Regions from separate parts of the Homo sapiens genome. Here all the other regions are linked to region 1. The links are chromatin loops, found by intact Hi-C in ENCODE. Cell type or tissue: ascending aorta. All regions are shown on one strand. Each heading gives the region's core, and the rest is flanking DNA. Links, peaks and the distances in the headings are about the cores only.

Region 1 (10,808 bases), core at 1,503-9,502:
TCAAGCATGTCTGCAAGTTCTATTGAGGGTGGGTTGGGCGAAGGTGGGCAGGGTACAGATAGTGTCTGCTACAGCTTCTTTTCCATTGCTTAATTTACATGTTAACAGCAGCAACGCATGTGATCCTTTGTGAATTCAAGGGTGAGTACAAAGAGTATCAACCAAGAAAAACTTTTATACATTTCAAAGGATTTTTCTAAAAAGAGAAAGTTACATAAGCAAGACTGAGAATATTCAGAAGTGACAGTATCGGTATTGGCAAAATAATATTTTAGTACAGGATAGAAATGCTTTCAATGATCCTTTCAGAAGTGCAATCAATCTTTATTATTCACAGATCCTGTATCTGCAAACTTGCCTCCTCATTAAAATGTATTTGTAGCCCCCAAGTCAATACTCATCGTGCTTTCAAGGTCATTCACGGACATGTGCAGAGTGGCCAAAATTCGAGTCAGCAGCTGAGGCTGAACAAGGCGACATTTTGCCTTCTTGTTTCAGCTCTCATAATGTAAACAAGTGTCCTTCTTTTGGTCCATTTAGGGGCACATTGTCCACTTCTGTGATTTTTATTGATGATCTTGCTATTTAAAATGGCTCCCAAGCTAGTGCAAAAGTGTTGTCGAATGTGTCTAAATGCAGGAAGGCTGTGATGTGTCCGAGACAGAAAATACACCTGTTAGAGAGGCTTCATTCAGGCACCAGTTAGAATGCTACTGCCTGTGACTTCAGCGTTGATGAATAACAATATATATTAAACAAGGTGTCTTTAAACAGAAACACACATAAAACAAGTCTACATGTTGATCAGCTGACAAAAATATTGTGACCAGAGTCTTGAAGGAAACGAACTCTGGCTTTCCCCTAGAAGAAATGCTTCAGTATTTGCTAATTCTGGGTTTGTGTTGCCTTTATAAAACATAACTACGCCTAATAATAAGAATCATTTATACTATAAAACTTTTGATCAATTATGTATATATTGTCAACTCCGTCTACTTTTATATATTTTAAACTCTCTTTCTGCAAAATATGACTACAACTGGCTTTTCAGTAAAGACAATACTATCTAAAATATCATTTCTTCATTTTATTTTGTTGGACTATTGAGTTTAGGTACAGTAAAAGGGTGAGAATGTTTTTGTTTCATTTTGCTTAACCTCCCTCATCAAATTGGTGAGGTCTTTGGGATTGAGAATAAATAAATGCATACATACATGCATACATAATATTATTCACTTTTGTTTCTAAGTGCAAGGAAATATAGGTTAAATTAAAGTCATATGTTCATTTATTCCAGTTAAGACTAAAACTGGAAAAACCATAAATTAATGAAAAGTAACTGAGCAAAAACGATTGTTTGTGGAGATTATTGCATCAGAGAGCTAAACTAGTAAACTGAGGTGGGGAAGTTTAGAAAGAATTTATTGCAGAATGTTGATGATAAAGAGAGGATTAGGAAACTTAAAACCAAGTCTATGTTTAATTACAGATTTCAAGTCTTTTAGATATTTTAGCTCAAACCCCTAATTCCTCTCAAGGCAAAGTATTGGTGTTTACTGTTCTTGATGGCTGATTTTAGCAATTCTTCAAAGAATGAAGGAAAATGTGTGGGTGCCCAGCAAGTTGGAATTCATGTGTGTTCCATAATCTTTGTCATGTTTTCCCAATGATGACTCGAACCACATGCTTTTTAAATTCCATCTGGTTAGAGAAATTAAGAGCAGAGACTTTCTCCATTATTTCAGTTCCCCAACTGGAGAAAAACAGAGCATTATTGTTCAAAAGAGTGAGTTTTTCTAACTGACTTACCAAGGAGAATATTCATATTGTTTAACAAGTTCTCAAAATGCATGAGAATCTTGAGATTTTTGAGATTCTGACTCAGCCAGCCGTTCTCGTTTTTGTTCTTGTTTTTGTTGTCTTCTCTAAAATGTTCATAAAAACTTCCTGTCTAGAAGGCACGTTTGTGTGAGATTCCAGATTGCTTGGGTGGCTGTGGTAAGAACTGAATGTGGGCTTTAAAGTATTCCTATGCAACCAGAAGAATGCAGTCTTTGTTCAACATTTCCCTCTGTAAATCAAAAACCGCTCCCTGTCCCAGGAAAAGGCACCCCTCTTTAGGTACATAATATCCTTTTTTCTGCCCCCAAAAGCCCATAACATCTGACTCTGCTCTTCACTCCCTGCAGCTCTTCCCCATCCCTTGGCCTAAGCAACCCCAATGCAAACTCCTGTAAGTTTGCTGAGACAAACAGGGCGGTGCCTGAGTCAGCTAAAGGTTCCGTTCACTGCTAAAAAGTATAGGCTGGTGGCTCACACCTGTAATCCCAGCATTTTGCGAGGCCGAGGCGGGTGGATAACGAGGTCAAGAGATCGAGACCATCCTGGCCAATATGGTGAAACCCCATCTCTACTAAAAATACAAAAATTACCTGGGTGTGGTGGTGCACACCTGTAGTCTCAGCTACTTAGGAGGCTGAGGCAGAAGAATCACTTGGACCCAAGAGGCGGAGGTTGCAGTCAGCCAAGATTGCGCCACTGCACTCCAGCCTGGTGACAGAGTGAGACTCTAAATATATATATATATATATATATATATATATATATACACACACACACACATACACATATATATATACACATATATATATACACATATATATATACACATATATATATACACATATATATATACACACATATATATATACACATATATATATACACATATATATACACACACACACACACACACACACACACACACACACATATATATATATATATATATATATATATGGTGGGTTATCACCATGGACTGTGGAGTAGAGCTGTGAAAAATGAACATCTTTTCATATTTCTGTGAGACCAGAAAGAAAAAAGAGTGGAGAAGATGATTGTTAACAAAACGTGACTAAAAGTGGAGAGCTGAGCAAAGAATCCATTAGAAAGGAGAAAATACAAGAAAAAGGATATTAAGGAAGAGAAGAATTGTAAGAGAGGTTGAAGAATCAGAAAGCCAGGCTCAACACTGTTCCACTTAAGTCACGTGGCCTCAGCATCACTGTTGCTAAAGAAAAAATGACAGTACCTATCTCATAGGATGGTTGGGAGGATTGGGTAGATGATGGTGGGAAGTACCTATCTCATAGGATGGTTGGGAGGATTGGGTAGATGATGGTGGGAAGTACCTATCTCATAGGATGGTTGGGAGGATTGGGTAGATGATGGTGGGAAGTACCTATCTCATAGGATGGTTGGGAGGATTGGGTAGATGATGGTGGGAAGTACCTATCTCATAGGATGGTTGGGAGGATTGGGTAGATGATGGTGGGAAGTACCTATCTCATAGGATGGTTGGGAGGATTGGGTAGATGATGGTGGGAAGTACCTGTCTCATAGGATGGTTGGGAGGATTGGGTAGATGGTGGGAAGTACCTGTCTCATAGGATGGTTGGGAGGATTGGGTAGATGATGGTGGGAAGTACCTGTCTCATAGGATGGTTGGGAGGATTGGGTAGATGATGGTGGGAAGTACCTGTCTCATAGGATGGTTGGGAGGATTGGGTAGATGATGGTGGGAAGTACCTATCTCATAGGATGGTTGGGAGGACTGGGTAGATGATGGTGGGAAGTACCTGTCTCATAGGATGAGTCTTACTGCAGACCCTGGAATGCACCCATTTCTCACCTGGGCAGTAACAGGGGGGCAGCCCTCCCTGCTGGAGCATACAATGCAGGACATCACATTCCAAAGATATGTTAGAAAACCCCAGGCGATTTCAGGGAGAAGTGACTCATATACTGAAAGGAAACAGAACTGTGGCAGTGGGAAATGAGACCCAGAATGCATAGCCTAATAATGAAGCAAGAAGTTAGACCACACACATTTTATACAACCCAAAGGCATGAAACCTAGACCAATGGGTGTCAATTCTAGGCAGGTAGATTCTAGCTAGAGATAAAACAAAACAAAAACAAACAAATAAGTACAACTACAGCAAGGACCTTGGGGGCTAAACTCAACTCTCTAAATGTGTAAGCGATCTGTTATCAGAGCTAGTAAATTCACCATTCAGGGATTAAGATAAGCAGTTTAAATAATTTGCAAGGAAGAGGTAGAGGCAATTGAAGCCTTGGATACAGCTTGGAGTATTATTATTTCCTTGTAGCACATATCGGCATAGAGTAGACCTGAGACTTTTTCCCTTTTGATGGAAGCCTGACCTGGGCCTCGGAGGTGCCTGCTGCCATTTGCAGACTCCAGTCCATGTGAGGATTTGTCTTGTTAAAGCAAACTGAAGATGGCCTGAGAAGGACTCCTACCTCTATATTTGAGTCCTCATGACGGAACAGTAACCTAGCTTAATAGGCAGACAAGATTGAAAACCAAACATAATAGTATGCACCTGTAACAATAGCTGAGTGTTGGCCAATCCCAGCGGCTATACTTCAACCACTCACAGACTGCTGAGTGTTCAAACTGTCTTCAAATAAGGCAAATGCCAAGGTGCAACCAAACTCACAGTTTCTGTACCTCACTGCCAATTCCTGTACGTCACTTTACTTTTTTTGTCTATGAATTTGTTCTGACCACAAGGCACTGCTGGAGTCTCTCCACATCTGTTGTGATTCTGGAGGCTGCCTGATTCGTGAATCATTTCTTTTTTTTTTTTCTCAATTAAACTCTATCAAATTTAACTTGTCTGAAGTTTTCTTTTCTGTTCTGTTTTTTTTTTTTTTTTTTCTTTGAGACAGAGTTTCACTCTCTCACTCAGGCTGGAATGCAATGTTGCAATCTCGGCTCACTGCAACCTCTGCCTCCCAGGTTCAAGTGATTCTCCTGCCTCAGCCTCCTAAGTAGCTGGGACTAAAGGTACCAGGTGCCAGGTTTATTTTTACTAGAGAGGGGGTTTCACCATGTTGGCCAGGCTGGTCTTGAACTCCTGACCTCAGGTGATCCGCCCACCTCGGCCTCCTAAAGTGCTGGAATTACAAGCGTGAGCCACCACACCCAGCTTTTGAAGTTTTCTAACAAGTCTGCAATGCCTCTGCTGTGCTAGCACCATGCACATCCTCAAGGCAGAATGAAAAGACACTGTCTCTCTTCTCACAAAATAAACTTTTATATGGATTCCTTTGTGGCCTCATAGGAAGTTTTAAAACTCCTGCGGGGAATAGATGATCCAAATCAATAGCATTCCTTCAGTTCCTGGGAGTGTTTAATGACACAATACAGGAGGACCAGATATCTTCCTGATGCGGACGCCCACAAACCCAAGGCAGCCTGAACTATTCAGGCCAGGGGAAGTGGGGGCCTCATGGTCTCATTCGGGGTGAGCAATTGCTATGAGTTGGCCAAGTTCCCAGGATGCTGGGGAACCACACAGGGTATAATGGTGGTTGGCAGCTCCTGTACTCTCTTTACTGCTCTGGACCCTGTAACTGTTGCAAATACACAGATCACACGCACCGCCTCGGTCAAGGACCAGAGTGGGCTCCTCTAATGTATGTGGCCTTCTGCGTTCCCTGGCTCAGCTTCCCTGGGTCAGATCTCCCCAGAATGGTTGCTTGGTTTTTACTTGGCTTTATAAGGTATGTCACAGGGGATTTTATAGAAACCAAAATTCTATTAATTTGTCCTTTTCTTTTTCCTGGCTATAAGTGTTGTCTCTATTATAAATAATGATTACTAAGAATTTGTTAGTGACACTGAAAATGCGCACACTCTATGTTAAGGGAAATAACCCTGATGTAAACTTGGAAGTTGTATGTACAGTGTTGGGAGAATTGAGTGAAAAATAATGACTGCAAACAAATTAGATAGCGTAATACCAGACACATACGGTTTAATAAAGACCAACTCTTATTATCTTACCATTTCCTAGCCATAAACATTCTTCCATATTTGAATTGGCTGTTGCTGCTATTAATTCTGGCTAAGACACGTTTCACATCCTCCTGTGGTTATAATGATGCCAGCGCCTCACCCATAGTGTTAACGCATTTCTTGCTGGCCCCGCAAGGGAAGAGACAGAGGCTCAGCCTGGGATAAACTGTGTACATCGTGGAAAGTAGCGTAAATTAAAGGCCAGCTAAAGGTGGATTAGTGCTTGTGTTTTGCCTTCCTCGTAGCATCTCAGCGTTAAGAGTAAGACATGCGGTAAACAGCGCTTCTTCAAATCATAAGAAGCAACGATGTCACAGAAAAATTCATTGACTTGGTGGAGGGAGAAAAGAGCTCATACTGTTACAGGAATCATTTTTTTTCTCTTATGGAGCCTTAATAAATATGAATTTAAGAGACACAATATCTGTTTAAAAATTAATCGCTTTGGTGGAATACTACTCAGCAATGACAGGGAATGAATGTTTGCCACCAAAACATGAATGGATCTTAAAATAATTCTGTGGGGAAAAAGCAGCCAGGCAAAAACGACCATGCATGACATTACTCCATTTATATATAATTCCAGAACATGCAAAGTAATCAGTGGTGACAGAAAGCTGAACAGTAGTTGCCTGGGGAAGGGGTTGAGCAGAGGCAGGGCAGGAGAGATTACAAAGGGGTGAGAGGAACAGCTGGGGGACTGGGTTATGCATTTCCTTCAGTGCAGAAGGGCCTATTGGTGTGCACATATGCCAAAGCTTATCCACTTGCACACCCTAGTTATGTGCCATTTATTATACGTGATTCATATTTCAATCAACCTGTTAAAGAGTAAATCTATATTTTTCTTCTCATAGAGTGGGTTGGGTGTCGACATACACTCATGGTTTGAATATTTCTCCAAATATTCAAAATATTTTGCCAAATTAGCCTCACAGATGGTTAGTTATCCCCAAACTCAGAGAGTTGTATATATTAAATATATACAGCTTTCCATGTCAATCAAACCTCGATGAAACGGTTTAAAAATAGTTTACCAAACCTAAAATCTTGCCAAGATTTTTTCCTACCACTTCACTTTCAGATCAGAGTGAATTTTCTCCTACTTCTCCTTGTGCCCTTTCATGGGTTCACGTCATTGAACCAGTTTTTCTTCACTGATGTTGCAAATGCTTAATTCAGGATTCAGTGATATATCCTCAAGTTTACTCAATATTTTAGGTACTTCTCATAAGTATGAACTGGGATAAAATGATAAAGACTGTTTTCTAAGTTTTCTCATGAAGTCTAATTTCCTTCTTTTTGGTTTCTCAAATGAAGGCTTCGTTATAGCATGTAGTTAAGTTTATAACACCTTCCTATATTAAACACTCAGGTGCCTACCTTCAAGAAAGAGAAGGAAGACAATGTTGTTAGCAACCTACTAAGTCAGGGACTTTATATGTGGCCCCCAAACCAGCTCTCCTTATGTTGAAGGCACTCTCGAGTCAGAGAGATTCTCTCAGATGTTGACTGAACGCTGCCAGTGTTGGTCGCTCTAATGGGAATTGGCCTGGGAAAACTGTCCTCCTGGGTGGTGAGTGCAGCGTTTTCAGGCACTCAGCAGCCCCAGCATGGCTTCCAGACACCCATGCAGGGTTTGTGCACAGCTTCCTCTCTGCAGGGATCTGATGAAACTTGCTGCGGCATTGGCACCACCAAAACGGTCACTGACCGAGGAAGACTCAGCCCACTGCCTTCCCACTCCACAGGGCAAGAGACAGCCTTGGTCAGCCTTGGGTATCAGAGATGGCCAGAATGATGCACCCTCTCGGTAGTCTTTTCCACTTTCCAGAAGGAACTTAAATTTGACTAGAGGCAAATATCCAATTGACTAAGGGCTCCACATCACTCAGCTTGCCTGTTTGGGGAGAAGTCTATATAATGAACTAATTTTAGTTCTTAACTTGCATGTCCATGAATGCAAGTTAAAGAAAGGCAAATCTGGTCTAAGTAAAATATCTTTTGCTATGAAAATTCTTCAGAAAATACTGTCTACATAAAATGTTCCTAGGCTTTATCCCTACATTTCACTTCTGAGAATGTATTTTAACTCTACAACCAAAAACACATATAAGGATTCATATAAAAGATGTAGCTGTTTATAATTTCGTAATTATAACAGTATTTGTAAGACAAAGTGAAAATATTTACATTATTTGTACTAATGAAAAATTGGAAACATCCAATTGTTTATGAGTTACATAAACCTGAAATGCTACATCCCTCCCACAAAATATGCAGGCATTAACATTTACTAAGAATTTTAATGATATGGAGAAGAACATACAGTAAGATGCTAAAGGATAACAATAAAAAATTGCATAGTTAATGTAAAGTTGTCATGAGAATTAAATGTACAAATCAGATAATGAAATTTCAGTATATACCACAGTGCCAGTACAGGGTGTTCAGTCAGTGCTATTATTTCAAATAATATACATCTGTGCATAAGAAAAAATCCAGAATATGAAACAAAATTTTCATATAGTATTTCGGGTAAATTTATTTGCATATCCTTATGCATATTCTAAATTTTCTGCAGTGAGTTTAGGATGCATTATTAATTGAAACAAACTTATTTACAGATAGGAGGGAAACTGATATCTGAATAGTCACAACTTAGGCCAGGCGCAGTGGCGCACTCCTGTAATCCCAGCACTTTGGGAGGCCGGGGTGGGCGGATCATCTGAGGTCAGGAGTTTGGGACCAGCCTGACCAACATGGTGAAACCCTGTCTCTACTAAAAATACAAAATTAGTTGGGCGTGGTGGCACATGCCTGTAATCCAAGCTACTCGGGAGGCTGAGGCAGGAGAATTGCTTGAACCCTGGAGGCGGAGGTTGCAGTGAGCTGAGATTGTGCCATTGCACTCCAGTCTGGGCAATAAGAGTGAAACTCCATGTCAAAAAAAAAAAAAAAATTGTCACAACTTTTCTTAAAATAGCAAATAGTTAATCCTGGCATCCACAAAATGAGATGGAAAAATAAAGTAATCATGTGGGGAGGTGGAATATAATATCACCTCTAAATCGACCTATTTTTCACAGAAGTAGTTGTTACTCATTTTATTGAATGACACAGTTATTCTGATAATTGTTGAGTTACTTAAATTTGCTGATTAGTAAACAGGAACTTAATGGCAAAAGAGTTTTGGCTTTCCAAAATTCATCTGTTGAAAGGGTAGGGTTGGGGAGAGGGGAGAGAGAGGGAGAATGCATACATTTATGTGTTTTTAAAATCATGTATTTTACCATGTTCCAGGAAACTTTTAAGGCAAATTGATTTGTGATGGGCTATCAACAGTCATATGTAAGTGAAAAATAAAGCGACCTACTGGAATAAAATGGCATCCTTCCACACCTCTCAGGAGACCACCTCCTGTATCTTTAAAGTCCACTGACTCTGCGTACTACAACTGATTCATAATTTCATGTTCACTGTAGACCTGTAGCGAGCTTGTGGGCCTTCTTCATCGCTTGATGAAGGTGGCTTTTGTTCCTGAGAATGTCACTATTCAAAATGCTGAATGAGCACTTGAAATCAGGAATAAATTATGAATTCTTTAGGGAACACTGTTCCCAGCAGCCCATTTATGGTGGCCTGAATGCATTTTTATTTCGTTTGTCACACAGGCCTTGCAGACAGTGGAGCCATGTGGTTTTCTGACTATAGACCTCTCTTCCCCGGGGCTTCCGAACCACCATGGAATGTGTCACCTGGAATTGAGTCCACTCCTCAGTTATTACTTAGTTAAGCATAAAACATCTGATTTGACTAGCCACTATCCATTCCCATAATTTGTAATGGAGTTGTTTTTCTGTGTCTATATTCATTTCCTGATACTTATAAAGAGCACTAAATCAATTGATAAACCACCCACAATAATTAACCAAACAAAGTGAAATCATTTGTTACTCAAAACATGTTACTCAAACCTGCATTATGACACAGGAGAAAAACCCACTACCCTTTGACAGTTATTGCTACACGATTGCAAAAGAGCAAGTGGGTGAAAGTCGTAATTTTTTTTTCAGACACTATATTTGCCAGAGAACATAGATTGCACCATTCCTGTTGCTCATACTTGTAACTCCATAATATGGGCTGTTTTCATAGGCAAATGAATTTGCAAAATCAGACCTACCCTTCCGGCCTACGCTGCCATCGCTACAAATATCAACGAAGTCAGCAAATAAACAATTCTCAAAGGAGCCTTCCAGCAAGTTCTGCTAGCATCACTGGATTCCTTTGGGAAGAATTATGCAACTGTTGTTTATCCATCTACCCCGTTAACCAAATCAATGAATATGTATCGAGCACCAACTGTGAGCAAGGTGCTGTGTTGGGTGGGGAAGAAGACACAATGATGAGTAAAACACAGTCCTACTGCTTTGGCGTTTAACTGTAGTACAGAAGGTAAATTATGGATGCAAGTATATAAAAAATATAGGAGAAGGTAAATTACTTCTAAGCAAATCTAAATGAAACCAGAAGCCCCACCCTCCCTTATCCTCCATGCAGAACTCAAAGCAGGAAAGGCAGGCTTCACCTCCCAGGTAGATTTCAAGCTTGCCTACTTCTTGACATTCCTCCTCCCTGCTGGAGCAAATGGCACTGGGCTAACCTTGGCTAACCTCCTTGATAGCCTTCCTGTATCTACTCTTGTCCACCTGCAGTAAGTTCTCCCTACTGCAATAAGCAAGATGTTTTAAAAGTCCAGACCTGATCACTGAAATACCTGCATAAAACTCTTCAATCGCTTTCCATTTATTTTTATTTTTATATTATTATTGTTACTTTTTTTTGAGACAGAATTTCACTCTGTCACCCAGGCTGGAGTGCAGTGGCACGATCTTAGCTCACTGCAACCTCCACC
Region 2 (8,000 bases), core at 1-8,000, 230 kb before region 1:
CACACCCTATTTGCACCACATAAACATTAGCACAACTAGAGATCTGGTTGAATCACTTACATGTCATTCCAGACAGTAAAACTCTAATCGTGAACATTAATTTCACTGATGTAGTTGCAGCTTAGTAGGGGGTCGCCACCATTCACTTACCCAGGCTTGAAGTTATCTCTAATTTAGAGGTTAGGGACAGTGACACAGGAAAGAGGCTCTGTGCTTTATATCTGGAGATGTGGGATCATAAAAACGTCTTTTTAATCTGATGATCATTAAAACACCCGGTGATGTGGCACAGCTGCTAATCGGAATACATTTCCATTTCTGCGGGGATTGAGCATGTCTTCGGAACCCTCTGCAATAGCTTTAGAAACAAACGTTCCTTTTATCAGGTGAGAAAACTACCCTATGGCATGCCTCCGGATATGTAGTTCTTCCTAGGCTACAAAATATCAGAGGTTAACTTCAGGCAAAATGATAAAACTAGCAGTAGTATTTCCTATTACTATCTGCAGTTTGCTTCAAAATTTCAAAAAGGTTTCGGAAAAATCACTAAATACGAAGGGCACACTTCATTCATTTATTCCAAGGAATCTATTTGGTGCCAGACATTGCATGGAATTGTATGGATTTTTAAAATGAAATGTGGGCTCTCTCTTAAGCAGACCATGGCAAGGAAACTTGAAAACTCCGACGCATCCAGGGGACGAGACTCACATTTTACATAGAGATACTACTCGGGATTCACAAAACACGACGTATCCATGACGCTCGTTCAACACTGCATTTTTACTCATGGTATTCTGTTCTCTTTCATTTTAAAGTGCGTGTCATGACCCACTAAATTGATTTCTCAGCTCACAAATATGTCCTCTGAAACACTGGTCTACAGGGGAGGATTTATACGGGCAAATAGGAAACAAAATCTCCAAAGAGAAAGCATCAGAACAAGAGGAGGTTGTCCTCTTGTGTGCTAGAAGCCACTGTGTGCCTTATCCTGCACAGTAAAAGGATTTTTCAAAGGGCGTGATCAAATTATGTTTTGGAGTAACTGTATCAGAATAGCTATAGATATATAGATATAGAAAGGATAGATTTTTTTCTTGCTATTTCTATGTTCATTTACATGTGAACCTACGTACTTTAGAAATGATTAATCTGGCTGGGCGAGGTGGCTCATCTCAACACTTTGGGAAGCCAAGACCGTCCGATCACCTGAGGTCAGGAGTTTGTGATCAGCCTGGCCGACATGGTCAAACCCCATCTCTACTAAAAGCACAAAAAGTAGCCGGGCATGGTGGTGTGGGCCTGTAGTCCCAGCTACTTGGGAGGCTAAGGCAGGAGAATCACTTGAACCCTGGAGGTGGAGGTTGCAGTGAGCCGAGACTGCAGCACTGCACTCCAGCCTGGGCGACAGGGCGAGACTCTGTCTCAAAAAAAAAGTGATTAATCTGGGCTGATTAATTACTTAAGAAATTAACAGCTAGGCTAGGAGAAGGGAAACCCCACCACCGACCTGCCTGGCCACCTCATGGTGTCTTCCTGTGGTCCCTGGTGAAGTGTGAATCCACTGGAAGCTTAGGCTCAGCCTTTCTCTACTGCGTCCCAGTCATTTGTCCTTCCTGAGTGACTGGCACCTGCCCTGTGGCCCATCAGGGGAAATTGGGTCACGTGAGCACGTAAAGAATTAGTCACTCCAGCCAATCTACCACCAGAAAGAGATGCAACCGCTACGGCTATCAAAGACACGGTCCATGTAGCTCTTCCAGAATTTCGAGAAGAATTTGAATCTCCATAGATATTTTAAATTTATTTTTCAAGGCCTCCGAGCTCCTGGCTGGGAGCCAGTGAGTGTGGGCAGGTGGGCTATGCTTCAGCTGGTGTCCACAGGTGCTGCCACACTCTTATTAAAATATGGAAATGTCTTGATGCCAGCTGGTGCAGGGCTGCTGCCCTGAGCTCTCAAGGTCCCCACGTCCATCCCACCGCCTTGGGTGGCCTGGCCCGGGCCTGCCACGTTTCTCCTTGGTGAAATGTTGACACAGCAAAATGCTCAAGGTCGATGACTCATGCTCGTTCCGATGGGCCCTGGTCTGTGTCTTTTTTTGTTATTAAGTACTTTAGATGGGTAAATTGGTAATGAGTTCTGAGCAAGGGATTTGAAAAGACCTCACATCCACCACTGCTGTAATTTTTCTTTTTCTTTCTTTCTGTTTTCTTTAATTTTTGCTGTTTCTTTTTTAGCAGAGGACAGGCACCACTAGCTTACCATCCAGGCTGTAGGTGTCACCAACACGAAACACTCCCAACAGAAGAGCAGGGACGTTATCTTCTCACCTTTGCCTTCTGGGGAAAGTGAGGAGGAACCATTTCCCTCCAGGAAAACATATGTTGCTGACACCGACCGCGTACTTGGCCACACATCGTGGCTCAGGACTCCTGGATTTACGTTACCACCTGGCATTGAGGAAATGTAAAAATAACAGCAATATAAATAACCTCATGACCTATAAAAGTATGCATGAGGAATGGGGCTCTGGGCCAAGCAGGCATGTTGTTTAGGTATTGCATACTCGGCTAATTATGAAAAAAAAAAAAAAAAAAAAAAAAAAGCTACCCAAGTACAAGAAAAGGAAAGGGATTGAAGTGATTTTTTCCCCTTTATGGCAGGGACAGAATAAATGGGCAAAAAAGGATTCAGTTAGTTAAATTTAAAAGGAAATTGGCACAACTTAATTTTCTGTGCATTTTTGGGTACTGAAAACCTTATTTATACTGACAGTCATTTTTTAGCTTTACTATCAATGCATTCTTCCCTTGCTCAGCACATATGTTGTTGAAGACATCGCTCTGTTTCCTACTTCAGTTGGTGTTTTCTAGCACAAACCATCTCCTTCGACTTGGCGGGGGGGTGGGTGACAAGAGTTAGGAGTGAAGGAGGAGCAGACATTTCCATTCCTCCCCGCTTAACCTGGAGGATAAGTATCTGCGGCACTCGCTACCAGAGAAGAATGCTTAAAACATAAGTTCAAGAGGAATTTCGATCTACTCCAGGGTGGTGATTTCATAAGGGGTTATTAACAAGTAGGAAGGAATGTCGGGAGCCCAGCCCGAGACATTTAAAGTCAGTAGAGGGCCGGGCAAATCCAGTTTCTCAGCACACGCAACCTTTCCAAGGTCTGCAGTGATGTATTTTTCTGTTTCTTAAGTAATCAATGCTTATAGAAATATGACCTGTCCACATAGTGTGGGTAACAGCTGTGTCACAAGAGTAACTGCCTGGGAACCCAGTTCTCTTCCCAGATCTCCATCACCACTAGACTCAGACGCCCTCTCTTGATATATTTCTGCAAGCATTCACAAAGGGATGATAAAATCTGTTGCACGTTTTCAAAAGGCAATTAGAATTGTGCTGTTCAAAACATGCATAATTGCAGTGTGTCACCTCCATGAGTTTAACACATTTCCCCTGTAGCAGTCTCCACTCTCCTCACATCCACCCATCTCCACTGAACTCTCTCTTCTTGAGTTTCAGATTAGCCTCTGTGGTTCTTTACATCTGAAATTCGTCTTTCTGAGAGGCAATAACACAAATATTTGGATTATGCTATCATGGAAAGGAAAGAAAATTCTATCATGTAAAAGAAAAAACATATTATGTAAAAGAAAACAAATCACTTCCTAGAAGCTTATAAAGTAGGATGCAGGTCGACTTGAGAGGGGTGTCAAAGCCCTGTTTGCATTTCTTCCTCATGTGCAGTAATACAGGGTTTCAGAGAAATCTATATTTTAGAGATTTAAAAGGAGTTGCCCTGTGTAACACAAACTAGATTTGGTTTAACACAAGCTAGACGCCAATTTCAGGTCGAAGTGCTTGTATCCAAATTTAATTACGCACCATCTATGTGTATCTGCAAGCGCTGTCGAGCTGCGACTTCTAAATTTTACAAACGAGAACTTGAGAAGTGGTGGGAGCCTGCCAGGCACCTCTCTCTGCATTTGTACTTTTCCTTAATGCCAAGTAGGAAAAAACAAGCACATTCCCTTCATGCAATAGCCTTTCTGAAGAGGAATTTTCCTATAGAGTTTCAGAATGAGTTATAGCCAGTATGAGTAATGAGTTTAAAATGTATTTTCACATTTTTTATGCCTTACATAGCACTCTCAGTATTAAGTCAGCCAAACAGCTATAGTTTGTTTTTCTCCTGCGTTACTGAAACCCGGATCCCATCTCATAGGATTCTAAAATACACTCTAATCTGATCTCTAGCGCAGGTACCTAAGAGAAAAGTGGTGTTTTCAGCATCTTGTTGGGGAAACATTCCATGGCTCCTTTCTCTCCCCTGCTTCCTGGCCTTTCCCCAGCACTGACGCTGTCAGCCGCCCTGCGTGCCACACAGTCCTGCCCTCTGCCAAGGCTCCTGGCCTGCAGCCCCTCCTGCAAGCCCACATCTGCCCTCCTGCACGCCCACATCTGCCCTCCTGCACGGCAGTCACCTGGGCGTCCCCTCCTGCTACCTCCTCACACTCGAGAGTGTCTCTTCCTTGAAAATTTCTCCTTCCTGAGAGATTTTTAAGTCTCTCCTAGCTGTTTCCTTTCCAGTCCTAATAAATTCTCTTCTTCAAAAAATTGCCACTCAATTTAATCCTCAGGCCTGCGGCTGTCACTTCAAAGTCAACAAGTACAACCCCAGATGCACCCTGCTCTTCAGGTGGGAGCTGCTGCTCTGAACCACGCCCCAGCTGTGGTCCCCATCAGGTCCCAGTTCTCCCGCTCAGTGGGATTGAACTCAGCTTCCTCCTGCCTTTCCACTCCTCCTTCTGCTTCCCCAGCCTCTCCCCTGACTCTCTTTCTACTTCTAATCTCTCCTCAAGGTCCATTCAGCTGTATACTTTCTTTGCTAGATTAGTATTTACAAAAAAAAAAAAAAAAAAAAAAAAAAACCTTATTCTTCACAGCATGCCCTTGCTCAAAATACTTGCTGGAACCCAGTCCTGTGATGCTCATAGACTCCAAAGCTCTCTGCTCCCACTTCCCGGTGCGGAGGTGTGGGCAGAGCCAGCCTCCCCTCCCTCACGAGTGCAGTCAGCTCTGCCTCTGCGGCATTCCCTTCCTTTTCCCTCCCCCTCTCCACATTCCGTCCTCAACTCAAAATCCACTGCTTCTTCCTCCTGCCTACACAACAAAGGCTCACCTGGCTGCTCCAGCCCACTCTGACCTCTCCTAAGAATTCCTAGAGCATTTTGCAGAGCTCCCATCCCAGCCCCCTGGCCCTTTGCAACCTTAACACATGCCTTGAAGGCACCTTGAAGACAGTCCCCCTTAGAGCTGAGTCACCACAGAGAAGCCTGGGGAAAAGCACCCCTTAGAATGCACCCTGGATGTCCCTGTCACATGGGTTGGCATTATAAGTGTCAAAGGCTTTAACAAGTGAATAAAACCGTCAAAATTAGCTCAGCTGAGCAGGATGCGAGTCCCACAGTGATGCGTCAGATTCTTCATTCTTCTATACCCCTCAGGATAGATGTAGTCCCTTTTCTTCTTGCACTTACCCGGTCGTCATAAATTCTTGTCATCTGCCGTGCTCCATAACCCCTCTAAAATGTGAGCACTCAATGGATTGTTTCTTTCGGACGAATATTTCTTTAAGTTCTAAAGTAAATCTTAGCACCAGGTTTGGACCTTGTAGGACGTGAATACCTGTTGAATCAGTGGAGAGCTCCCTAGCTTGGGGGAGGAATATAGTTTGCTCATGGTCCACCCCTCTTCCTTTCTTCTTCATTCAGCTCTCATGTTCCCCAGAGTGGCCACTGCGCTCCAGGGCATCTCTTTGCCTTCCCAGGGCTGAACCACGTGCTGTCCGTTCTGCCAGGTTTCTTGTCACTCTTGGTTTGGAGCAAGGACTCATCTTAACTCCCATTATGCTCCCTGTCTTTCTCCAGCTCTCCCAGAATTATTCAAGGACATTTCTCTCTCCCCACTAAGAAACGTCTCTCCACTCTTGCAGAGTTTTTGCATTCTTCCTTAAGAGAAGTTCCTCTTCTCGCCTTCCATCCTACCTCCCCCTCCCTCCACAAAATCCTTCCTGTGTCTCCTCTCCCAGACACATCCCTGATGTTAACTTATTCATACCTCTCCTGTCATGGCAAACTTATAAAACAGTCTTGTTACTGTCTGAGGAGTTGGACTTTTCCCATAAAACATTTCCAAGGTGAGCCGGAGGTGACGTTGCCTTTGTAGTCTCATCCAGTGACCTCACACCTATTTCTCCTCCCGCCTGTGAATTACTCAAAGGTAAAGATTTCATCATGTAGATTATGGCTAGAGGCTCTATGCCTGAGACCCATTTTGGTTTTTGTCCAGAGATTGAAGCATATGCAATTGGGGAAAGGTGAGCTTTTTTAAAAAAATAATAATAAAGATGAAAAATGAACATTTAGAGAGTTAAGTGGACATTTATTCAAAATGAGAAAATAAATCAAAGTATACGTTTACAAAGTATTACAAATGTTAACTGTTTGTACATTGCTTGAGTCCCTCCCTCGGCCTTGGAAGAGGCCTGGGGAAGATAGGGGTGCATGGAAGCCCCTTCACGTAACTACGGGTCAACCCACTGTGCCCACTCCAGTCACCAGGATTCCAGAGTCACACTCAGCACAGCCAAAGCATGCCAACATTCATCAAATTGATTTTTATCTCCTGATATTACAGATTGTAAAGCAATGTAAAGTACAATTTTAAAAAACTATGTATGGACCTTGTGTCTTTGAATTCTCAAACCATGGGTCAGGAATCAGTTTCAAACAACCATAGGTCCTTTCTCTCATAAGTTAACAAGCTTAGGTAGAAAACAAACAGCTCCACTCCATTGCATAAAAGAAAATATTCACCTCATGCAATGAGATATTTTCCTTATCTTATAATTTTAAATAAGTAAAGATCAGCACTCAAAGGTGGATTAACACTGAAAGTGCTTCCGTAAGTTGTCAATCTTGTGTGAATGGGGAAAAATGATCATTGTGGTGCGTGGCTTTACTGTACTTATTTGCATAAAATTTTCATTTAGTAAATGTGCAAGCTATTTTACAGGTATGGAAAGTGTAGCTCCTTTCAGAAAGAGAATTTCTATAGCAACATTATTAAAACTAATTTATTGTTCATTCATCTTTTTTCTTTTTCAACAAATATTAATTGAGTGCCATCTGTGAGCCGGGCTCTATTCTAGGCACTGAAAATACAACGCACATTGTATTTGCCCACATTCCAGAGGAAGGAGACACAAAACAAACAATTGGGCTGTTCTGTGCCATGCAGTGAGAAGGACTGTGTAGAAAACTAAAGCAAGGAGTGGGGACAGGAACTGACCTGGCGAGGAAGACAGGTGCTGTTTTTCAGAAGGTCATCCAGAAGGCCTGAACACAGTGCAGCTGCCATGCCCTGCTGGACGCTGGAGAAGGAGAGAGAGGCTGGGAGGCTGACAGGGCCGGGAAGGCAAGACCGAGGCCAAGGCCTAAGGCGTGTAAGGGGGGCTGGGGCCCAAGGCCAGCAGGAGTCAGGGCATGCAAGGTCCTCTCAGCCTCAGGAAGCCTTTGGATCTTAATGTGAATCAACTCAGAAAGCAGCAGAGAGGCTGGAGTCGGGAATGACATGATCCGACTTATGTTTTAAAGCGAGGTTTCTCGGCCTCAGTACAATGGACATTCTGAGCTGGATACTATAATTCTAGGTTGGGGGACCGTCCTGTGTGTTATAGGATGTTTTGCAGCATTTCTGGCCTCTGCTCACCAGACGTCAGTAGCACACCCCATCGCCCGGTTGTGACAACTAAAAATGTCTCCAGACATTGCTGAATGTCCCCTGGGGGTCAGAAAGCACCTCCTATCAAGAGCCATGATTTAAAACAGAATCACATTGACTGGGAGTGATATTTCAGTTATATAAAAACTAGCACAAGACAACCGAATTTTTTGTATCAACATTTAGAGATTTGCTCTCGCTAGATTAA
Region 3 (10,808 bases), core at 1,113-9,112, 140 kb before region 1:
GTTTTCCTTATTTTTTCTATTTTCTTTCCTGTACTCCTTTTATGTAGATGTATAGTAAGTCTAAGTGTCAGTAATATTTACAATCAAATTCATAGGTTGTAGGATATTGAATCATGTTGTGATTTAAATGGAAGAAGAATAAAAGCCATCTGCAGGTACACTACAAGGCTCATGAAATGCTGGGTCTACTTTCTGAAGAAAGAGAGAATTGGTCTCTAGACAGGAACGTGCTGTTGTTACTACCGTTGCTTCAAATTTAAGAATATAAAAGACACCAATTTCTTACCTTTCAGATTTATAAACATTCAAAAGTTCACTAACATGTTCTGATGGCCAACACAAAATGCTACAAATACTATGTAAGGCAATTTCGTCACATCTAACAAAATTACATGTGCCCTTGACCCTGCAATCTCATTTCTACTCATTTATGTTGAAGGGCACCTTTTCAAATCTAAAACAACATATGCACATGGTCAACCATTGCAGCATTATCTGCAACAGCAAAATATTGGTGACAATATTCAATAATAGGAAACTGATGGAATAAACTATGATATCTCCACACAGTGTTGTACTACATGCATCTGTTTAAAAAGAAGAAAGGAAGATCCTACAGCTTGATAGGGAGTGATTTCAAACATCCATTGTTTATTGAAAAAAAGGAAATTGGAAAAGAATATATGACATATGCTATACTTTATGTCAGAAAAAAGGAAAACTAAAAAGACTATATATTCAAACCTCATGAAATATTATAGACGATCAGTGAAAATGGGGTGGAAGTAATAGAATTGGGAATAAGAAATCTGAGTATCTTTTCTTACATAATTTTTGACTTTTGATGCATCTAAATGCCTTATATATTAAAAAGTACAAGTTAATCAAAATAATAAGTAAACTCTAAAACTAAATAAAAACTGATGGAAGTGAACCAAGATTTAAATCAAATTACTAACCATATCACATATAATAAAAAAATTAATTCAAGTAGCTTTTGAACAAGTATTCTAACTATACATCTTTACTAGAATATAGTTTAAAGAAATCTTGAACTTAGCCACTCTGTTGACACCATGGTATTATTAAAATTATTCTGAAGCTATTTTGTATCTATTTCAGGGTTGAACAAATGAGTTTCTATGTTGATGTTAGGTATCTCCATTCTCACTGTAGGAGAAGGGAGATACAAATATAGAATGAGGAAAGATGAGGAAGAAGCCCGTGGTTTCAGATTTGATTTGAAGGTTTCAGAATAAGGCATAAAAACATCCCTTGCTCTAGCCTCTGAACGCACCTGGAAATCACAAACCCCAGCAGCAGTGCATGCACCTCGCACACAGAGCTAGGTTGCTAAATGGTGGATTTCACCTCTGGAGCAGAAAGAATATGTGGTAAGCCTGGAATAGCTTGTTGAATCAGAAAGCAAGGAAGTAGTCATGACATCAGAAAACAGGAGCTGGCTTGAAACGGCTCCCATTGGCCAAACCGAGGACTCTTCATATTAAATTTTTATGAGGAACACAAAATAACTGATATTGACAGTTTACATTTCAAGCAAGTAGAGAAAAAAATTAAAAACTGAAAATCTAATCCAACTAAATAACAAAGAGGCAGGAATTAAAACATGAGTAGGCAATTTAGGAGCAATGTTGATTAAAAGGGAGGATACCAGAATTCTTCGAACACACAAGAAATCATAGTAAATGTGAGTAGATACTCACTTATGAAAAGGTGGTGAAACTTAAATTGTATTTTAAAAAGAAGGAAGAAAAGGGAAAGGAGAAAACAAACATCTGAAATAGAATTTTACGTCAGAACATGGTATAATTTCCTTCCCATATGCTGAGTGTTTGCGCATGAAATATTTATTGCACTGACATGACCCTCAGTATGCCCAACAATAAATGAAGGGTAATATTTATATCTGCCATAGGAAGTAAAAATGCATAGTAAATGAAATGGTACAGGTGAAAGTAGCAAACTGTGCAAACATTAATTATCATTATTCTATCTAGAGTTACTACTACTTTGTTACTTAACTATTTATGGCTCTCTAATAGCAAAATACTTAACTTTTGCTTTTCTTAAGTGATTTAAGACAGCCCTGAGGTAAAGAAGACAAAAGAATAAATATGCATCCCATTTGCTCTCCTATTTTACTTCAGGAAAAGATAAAATTAATAGGCCAGTCATCATGATGAGCAAAGAAGTCTGATACGCATTCATCCATAGTGAACGTGGACAGGAGCCATAGGAATCTGGATGTGGCTTTTGGCTTAGTAGTTAGCTTGCTATTTTTGGAAAGAGAGAAAGAGTAAGAGAGACAGTTGGGGACAAGGAGGTGAAAGGCTGTGTAGTACATTTCTAAACAATAGCTTTAAAATGTTATGATCTTATCATAAGGGGATCATAAGAGGATAATTGATGCTTTTGAAAAAATGAGATAGAATAGCCAAAAGATTGTTTTGTCCCAATCAGAAAGTATAAAAGATAGAGAAGACAAGTCTCTAATCAGAGGGAAGAATGAAACTTACTCAAAGTAAAATAGTAAATTTTATGAATATATACATAAGTTTACAGAAAAAAATACCAGAAAAGTGACTTCAAGAATCAGCTGAGATAGAAACATATGCCCATCATCTTCAAAGTACGCACTGACACTTATCCCCTAGACAGCCATTTCTTTTTGAATGATGACAATAAAAATGATTTGAAATTGGGAATAAAGCCCTCCCTCTAATGATTTGACAGTGTTAGACCTTGCCTAGGGCAAGCCTAAGGAAAAAGACAAAGAAACACAATGAATTCAGAGTGCCAGAATTTATCAAAGTCAAAATAGTATCTTCTTAAAAATGTAAGTAAGGCTTAAAAGATGATATAATAGAAATGAACATCTAATCTGACCAAGTGGGGAATTAAGGGGGAGGTATGGAATCTGTGAATGCATATTTCTTCCAGGATAGAGCACACCAGTGAAGGTGTCAAAAGATACTTTGAAATCTAAAATTAAGGCAATAACTGTAAAATGAAATTTAAGACATTGGTTTATGAGTCTTTATAAAATCTAGGAAAATCATGAAATCAAATCAATTAAAAAGGCCCTTAGATGCTGCTGCATTGCACATTTTAAATACAGACTGCCATTAAAGCCATTCTAATTAGACAGATAGTGTCACTTTTTTCAAGTTTATTTGTTATGTACTTGTTTCATCTATAATGACCTTTTCCCTCTGATTATTCTGAGAAAAGAAAAAAAAATATTCAAAGTGAATGAGTTGCTAACTGATAAATTGCAAAGGAAAAACGTGGCTTCTTGTTGCAATCAATTAATCCATATTTTGAGCACTTATGACATGGTAGATTATATAGTTTGGCTCTGTGTCCCCACCCAAACATCATCTCAAATTGTAATCCCCATAATCCCCATGTGTTGAGGGAGAGACCTGGTGGGCAGGTGGTGATTGGATCATGGGGGCAGTTCCCCCATGCTATTTTCATGATACTGAGTGAGTTCTCATGAGATCTGATGGTCTTATAAGCAGCTCTTCTCCCTTTACTCATTTGCTGTCTCTCTCTCTCACCTGCTACCATGTAAGACGTGCCTTTGCTCCTCTCTCACCTTCCTCCGCAATTGTAAGTTTCCTGAGGCTTCTCCAACAGTGTGAAATTCTGAGTCAATTAAACCTCTTTTCTTTATAAATTACCCAGTCTCAGGTATTTATTTATAATACAGTGTGAAAACGGACTAACACAGTAGACTTGCAAGAGTCCTGCGGTTCACAAAACCAAGAAGTCCAGAGCTCCAGATCATGGGTACGTAACAATCTGGACTGTTGAGTAAAAGAATAATAGCAGTAAGGCTATTGTTCTAGACCAAAATCTAGCCATTACGAGAACATGTTGCTTGGAGATGAGATTAAATAACTGATAGAACACAGAGGAGGAGGAAGGGTACATCCCAGTTTGCCATGTGCCATGAAAACTTCGGAGAAGTGAAGATCAATTACGACTGATGAGATAATTTAATGCAAAGAGCCAGGTAAAACGTCTGCAAGCATTTTAAAACTGTGTATGCGGGACACCAAAGAAGAAATAATGTCCTTTTGAATAAGCAATTAGAGAAATGCATTAACAACTAATGAAGGAGTGAATTATTTTGTGCGAGCTCAGATGTTTTTTAAGCTACCTTTGGTGGTTTTCATCCACCTCCGCATTTAATCTCATCTCAGGGTACCAAGTGTGTTTCTGTGCTCCTCCCCTGGCTTTATCTGAGAGGACAAGTGGGCCTGGTTCATCCAGATCTGAACTCCCCTTTTTGCACTAATCCCAAACCCAGTAGCAACAAAAATGCTTTCTTTTTGACCAGATGGAAATCCGAGGCTAGCCTAGGACATGACATGCATTTTAATCCAATGACTCAGCATAGGAGGACTGGATCAACCCAACTCTAGTGAAACCAGGTCTCTCTTTCCTGCTGTATACATTGGGAGGGTGATCAAAATCTGTCCACCTTATTTTAAATCAGCTGTGGGTCACCACCACACTGTTTCCATGAGGTCATTTCTTGTTCATCATCCACTAAGGCGTTTGCCACGAGCAGCAGTAAAAAGCACAAAGGACAGAAAGCCCTCGAAAGGAGAAAATGAAATGCAACACAGCCAGCTCACATACTTTCCATGCCACAATCCCCACCACCTAACATTCCGTTCTCGTCGATGAGGAAACAATAGAATGTACAGCCCTGTCACTGTCGCTATTAATAACTTGGAGGGCTTCCAGAACCACACGGGTTCAGGGGAATATGCTGTCCTTAGCAGTCACATCAATGCTTAGGTATCTCTTCATGAGACTGTGCCTCTGTGTCTCCTGCCTGCCATGTGTGAAAGTTCTAATTTTCAAGTCACACATAAGCCCTGATTAGTGGTGATAAGGCAATAAGGAGGACCGGTTTTTTTGAGACTATGAAACCACAAAGAACTCTGAGTTCCAAAACACTCTATTAGCACTTTCCAGTCCTATTTTAGAAAACCAATGGGAAAAATGTAAAATGGAGTGGGCTGGGAAATTTTTTCATCAAAGTATAATTGTAATTTTAAGTAGGAGTTTTGTATTTAAAGCCCTTAATGGCAAGCGTGATTAAGAGAAGCTTGGCTTCACTGTTTACAGCAAACCTTGATTAAATACAAACAAGCAAATGAAACAAAAAAGAAAAGAAAAATGAAAAGAAAAAAATCTTTCTGGAGTGTCCTGGGGTCCTTAGCCAGGAGAATTATCTTGGAGGGGAAAAAAAAAATCCATGGAGTCAGCCATCTGTCTCTATCCCCTTCCTTCCTATTTTCTTCAATTCTTTGTCCATCTGTATGATTTGCCTACACTGGTCTGTCTTTTGAATTTCAGCTTTTCAAAAAGCAGATACCACACCAGCTTATTTTATTTTCAGCATCTATCACTGCAGGCTTTATTAAATGTTAAGGAATAATAAGACCTATTATTGCACTGCGACTCCCTGGGATTTTTTGTAAGTCAGTAAGGCCCAGTGTCATGTGTTTGCATTTTCTCTGGGCTGTAGATGCCAGGAGACCAGGACCATTAAAAGAGGAGGGAGAGAAAGGGAAGGTTGGCGGGTTATTATGCACTCTTGGGGGTTTCTTTCCTACAACGCTTTCCCCTGCTCCCTTCTGTTCCCGCTTCTATAAAAGGAGTAAGCACACAACAACCGTCATATAAACCAACATCAGAAAAGCAAAAAGAATTCATCTGTCAAGAAGAAAGAGAAAATCTGTTACGGTTACGAATGGTTATAGCAAAGTGAGTAAGGAGAAGAATGTTGGCAATAAATGGGAACTTATTTTATTGCAGAGGGTCCAGCTCTGTGCTAAGGGAAAATCTGCAAAGTCTTAAAGAAGCAGAAGCATGATGGAGTGAGTAGGTAACACTTACCTGACAGCCTAACACATGGCAGGTGGTATTTGGGGAATGAGTCTGTAGACGGGCAAGGCTACGGAGAGCAAACTCAATGTCGCCACATGGATTGGAGAAGGGTCTGTGGGAAAGTTCACTCTCATGGAAAACAGTTCTTATAATTATGAAATAGTTTCATTGTTCTGATTGAAATTGAGCTGAGTTTACTGCCTCCCCCTTCTCATTTTCTTTCTTCATCTTTCTCCCACTTCTCTTCCTCCGTTCCCTTCCCTTTCTTCTTCTTCCTAACTGCCCATACAAGTAGCCATCGTCTGCTGCATAATATCATTAATTCAAAATGATCTTTCTTATTTCAAATAGGAAATGTCACTTTGAATTAATGTGAACTATGTCTCCTATCATCCTTTTTACCTGACAATAATATAAGGCCATGTGTGACTCTCTTTATTTTCTTATGTTCATGGATTTTAAATAAATTCTTTTCTCTCTTAGAAAACCATCTATTGGAGGGTGGTATCAGGTTCTCCCTAGTTTTGCACTTTGCTTCTTACCACCTCTTCCTCACCTATATTTGATTTTGTTTACTATTTAAAAACAATTTGACTGTCTCCTTCTCTGGTGATTTTCCAACACATATCTTTTCCCCACCTCTAGACCATGTGAGGTACATCAATATGTATCAATTATTGCACTTAGCATGTGAGATTACAATCTATTCATTTGTTTTGTATTTTGGTGAGTGGAGGTGTTGTAACACTGGATTATACAATCAAGATGGAGGGGCATTTTTAAGAAAAGGAATACAAAATTGTTAATGCAAAATTTGATATATGACAGAGATTTCTGCTTCTCTCCAAGATGGAGTAGAAAGACTGGATTTATCCTCTTGCATGAATTTAAAAAAATGACAAAATATATACAACAAAGGTTTTCAAGACACAGGATATGAGGCATCTGTCCTTGCGAGAGAGAAAACAAATGAAATAAGCTCCAAAGACTTGTCCAGGTTCCGGCCTTGAGAATTTTACAAACCACAGATCAGGAAAGGGGAGCTGAGGTGTGTACTGGTGGTCCCTCTGAGTTGAGTAGGAGGAGCTGGAAGACCACAGTGACTACAGTTCACAGGAGAGGGCTGCAAGGAGGGGGCTCTTCAGGGTTGCAGAGGGCACCCTGGGGTCCTCAGATGATTAAGGACATGTTTCTGCATGTGAGAAAGCCACCCAAGGCTGGGAAATAATCACCCAAAGGATTAGTGGTAACATTATCTGACACTCACAAAGGTCAGAGAACAATGCCTCTTCCCTTGAGCTAGACTTGACAATGTCCTGATTCTCAGGGCACTGGGTAGAGTGCATAGAAGTGTCTTGTCTGAGTGAAGGGGGATAATTAGCCTAAACTGAGGACTACTCCAACCCCTCCCAACAATTCTTAACAGGAAGAATCAGTTTCCTAGATAATTAACTGTATACTAGAACCAAAATGAAGAATATTTATATAAATACACAAGTTTATAGCACCCAAAAAGATATAATTCATAATGTCTGACAATCAATCAAAAATTACCATGCAGAAAATATAATCATTAAAGAATAGAAAAATCAGTCAACTGATACTGATCCAGAAATGACACAGATGTAAGAATTAGCAGGCAAGAATATTAATACAGTTATTATAACTATACATTCAAAAAGTTAAGCAGATATATGGGAGACATAAAAAAAAGAACCAGTTCCTAATTCTACAAATGAAAGCTGCAATATGTAGGATGAAAAATACACTGAATGAAATTAATAGCAGTTATGTATTTAGAAGAAAAGTTAGTGAGTTTTAAGAAATAGGAATACAAACCATTCAATATGAAATATAGAATATAATTTTTTTTAAGTATGTTAAAGAGTACCAATGAGCTCTGAGAAAACTTCAAGCAGCTTAAAACACATGAAATTTAACCCCCTAAAAGGGAGGAAGGGGGACATACTGGAAGATAGAATACCTGAAAATTCTCTACATTTGATGAAAATGAGAAACTTGCAGGTACAAGACACTCGACATACTCAAAGCATAAGAATCATGATGAAAACTGTACTAAGGCAAATCAGAATCAAATTGTGCAAAAACAGTGATAAAGAAAAAAAATTAATAGCAACCAAAGGAAAAAGATTCCATGTAGAGGAACAGAGATAAAGATGATTGCAGATTTCTCATAAGAAGCAATGCAAGTGACAAAAGAGCTGGGAAACATCTTCAAAGTACTGAAAAAAAAGTCAATTTAGAATTCTGTAACCAGCAAAATACCTTTCAAAAGGAAGCAGAAATACTTTTCCAGACATACAGAATGTGAAAGAATTTGTCACTAGCAGAATGTTAAAGGAAGTCCTTCAGGCAGAAGATAAATAATACAAAATTGCTATGTGAATCTACACAACTAGATGAAGATCACTGGAAATAACTACATGGAAAAATCTAGAAGATATTTTTATTTCAAAAATATCTTTAAAAGAAAATTGAATTTTTTAAAATGCTGTGGTATTGTGGGATTTATAACACCTGTGTAAGTATAATGTATGAAAATAATAGCACAGGCCTGGAGAGGAAAAATGGAAATATACTATGGTAAGATTCTCTTGGTATGTGTAAAGTGCCATCATATCATGGATGTTAGACTGTGATACATTAAAATGCATACCATACACCCTAAATATACCAGTAAAATAAATAAAATGTTATATTTATATAACATTACACATATTATCGCATGCCATTATATATATAACATTATTATATCTATGTAACATACCAGATAAAGTAGAATTATAAAAAAATGCTCAATCTAAAAGAAGGCAGGAGAAAAATGAAAATTAAAAAAGAACAGATGGGACAAGTAGAAACAAGTAGCAAGATGGTTAGTTTAAACCTAACCATGCCAATAATCACACTAAATGTAAATGCTCTAAATATCCCAATTAAAAGATGGAAATGATCAGATTAGGCAAAAAACCAAGACCCAACTCTATGCTGCATAAAACAAACACACATTAAACATAGACACTAAAAAGTTTAAAAGTAAAGTATAAAATATACATTATACTATAACCAATAAAAATAAAACTGGAGTGATGGCATTAGTATCAGATAATGTAGATTTCAGAGCAAAGAATATCAAGGATAAAGAAAGTCATTTAATCAAAGGCTCAATTCATTAAGAATAAATAATATTCATAAAACTTTATGCACATAGCAATAGAGATTATAAATATACAAAGCTACAAATTACATACTGACAAAGGTGTTAAAAGGAAAACTTTAGACAAATTAACAGTCTAAGTGAGCAAAGAACAGTTCACGATTGGGCACTACCCAAACCAGAATAGGTTCAGAGCAACTCCAGGGTAGCCACATAGTCAGATAATATTTACAGACAAAAGAAAAGTGATGTACAGAAAACAGAAGGACAGTCCAGAAACAACTGGATTGGTTACAGCTCCTAACATTTGCTTGTTTGAATATGGTTTGAACAGCTGGCTGCCTGTGAGTGGCTGAAACTCTGCGATTGTACAAGAGTAGGTTACAGTCTGTTTACACATCCAGTTAGGTTGCAGCTTACTACGTGCAAGCTTTGGTGCCAAAGTTAAAATATGTAAGGAGGCAACTTCAGGCTAAATTTAATTTAACAAGGACATGCATCCAGAATATGTGTGGAACTCAAACTCAGTAATAAGAAATCAAACAGCCCAATTAAAAAACTGGAAAAAAGATTTGAGCAGATACTTCACCGCAGAAGATATGTAAGTTGCAAATAAACACACAAAAAGATACTCATCAATAGCCCTTAGGAAAAGAAAAATTAGAACCCCAATCTGATGCCACTATACATCCATTTGAATGAGTAAAATTACAGATTGTTAATATCAATTATTGGTGAGAATGTGAAGAACTTAAATGTTCATACACTGGTGTTAGCTGTGTGAAATGATAAATTACTTTGGAAAACAATTTAGAAATTTCTGAAAAATGTAAACATACATCTGTCAAGTGATCCAACCATCCCTCTCCTTCATATTTACCCAAGAAAAATGAAAGCAGATGTCTATACAAAGAGTTGTAAGTGAATGTTAATAGTGGCTTTTTTTGGTAATAGCCCAAAACTGAAAACAATTTAAATGTCCATCAAAAGGTAAATGAATAAACAAATGGCTGTCCATCCATATAATGGAGAGCTACTCAGCAATAAAAATGAATGAACCATTGATACACACTACCACGTGGTGACTCTCAAAATAACGAGGCTGTGGGAAGAAAAATAGACCTGAAACAGTACAGACTCTATTATTCCATTTATATTCATTTTTAGAAATTGCAAACTAATCTATAACGACATACATTGGAACAGTGGTAGCCTGAGGACAGGGAAGGGGTGGATTGAATTACAATGGGACCTGAGGAAACTTGGGGGCTGATGAATGTGCTTTCTCCTTTGATTGTTTTGGTAGTTTTATAGGCATGTACACATGTCAAAACATATCAAATGATATACTTTAAATATATGCACTTTATTACATGTCAATTATATTTAATTAATGCTCTTGGAAAAAGAAAGGGAAAGATTAATTACAGGGCTCAGGAAAGAGCTATTGCAGGTGACAAGGCATAGAACTTAAATTTTAGAAGCTTAATAATAAACATTTCTGTTTACATATATGTCTATCTTGTTAGTAAAGCTTCCAAAACATTCATCTTTGTATCTCTGGGCCTAGCAGAGTTCAGAGTGGCTTTATTTGTACCTGCCTAAAACTGAAAACTGTTTAAATGTCCATCAAAAGTCAAACAATAAACAAATGTTAGACTATCCATTTTGTCACATGATAATTGTTCCATTAATTCTT

Evidence for each region. Hi-C counts contacts between places; a loop is a spot of excess contacts. Peaks named below come from ENCODE experiments on the same cell type or tissue, not always from the same donor. Only the 100,000 strongest peaks of a DNase experiment are listed, where the experiment ranks them.
Region 2: a loop joins it to region 1, with 2.3 times the contacts of the local background. A loop is called at or near these places in 5 of 110 quality-filtered maps.
Region 3: it touches region 1 in a loop (1.9-fold over the local background); 3 of 110 quality-filtered maps call a loop at or near these places.

The regions. Positions count from the first base shown.
Region 1 is chr13:109,380,081-109,390,888 of GRCh38, forward strand. No RefSeq gene overlaps it. Among named protein-coding and RNA genes, the nearest start is that of LINC00399, 15 kb to the right of the region's middle. In ascending aorta, for the core only: no CTCF peak of the experiment used is centred there; a DNase peak (open chromatin) is centred at 4,540.
Region 2 is chr13:109,152,332-109,160,331 of GRCh38, forward strand. The region is part of intron 32 of MYO16 (myosin XVI); the gene reads left to right. LOC105370356 (a long non-coding RNA gene) reads right to left here and starts at 7,457. Exons shown (of 5, transcript XR_931717.3): 1 at 7,361-7,457. RefSeq lists enhancers at 3,320-4,519, 3,927-4,477, 4,478-5,027, 7,018-7,523, 7,524-8,000. In ascending aorta, for the core only: a CTCF peak has its summit at 3,364; DNase peaks (open chromatin) are centred at 3,090, 3,950 and 4,390; H3K4me3 peaks cover 1,855 bases; H3K27ac peaks cover 2,172 bases.
Region 3 is chr13:109,239,084-109,249,891 of GRCh38, forward strand. No RefSeq gene overlaps it. Among named protein-coding and RNA genes, the nearest start is that of LINC03061, 21 kb to the right of the region's middle. In ascending aorta, for the core only: no CTCF peak of the experiment used is centred there; a DNase peak (open chromatin) is centred at 4,708; H3K4me3 peaks cover 850 bases; H3K27ac peaks cover 1,861 bases.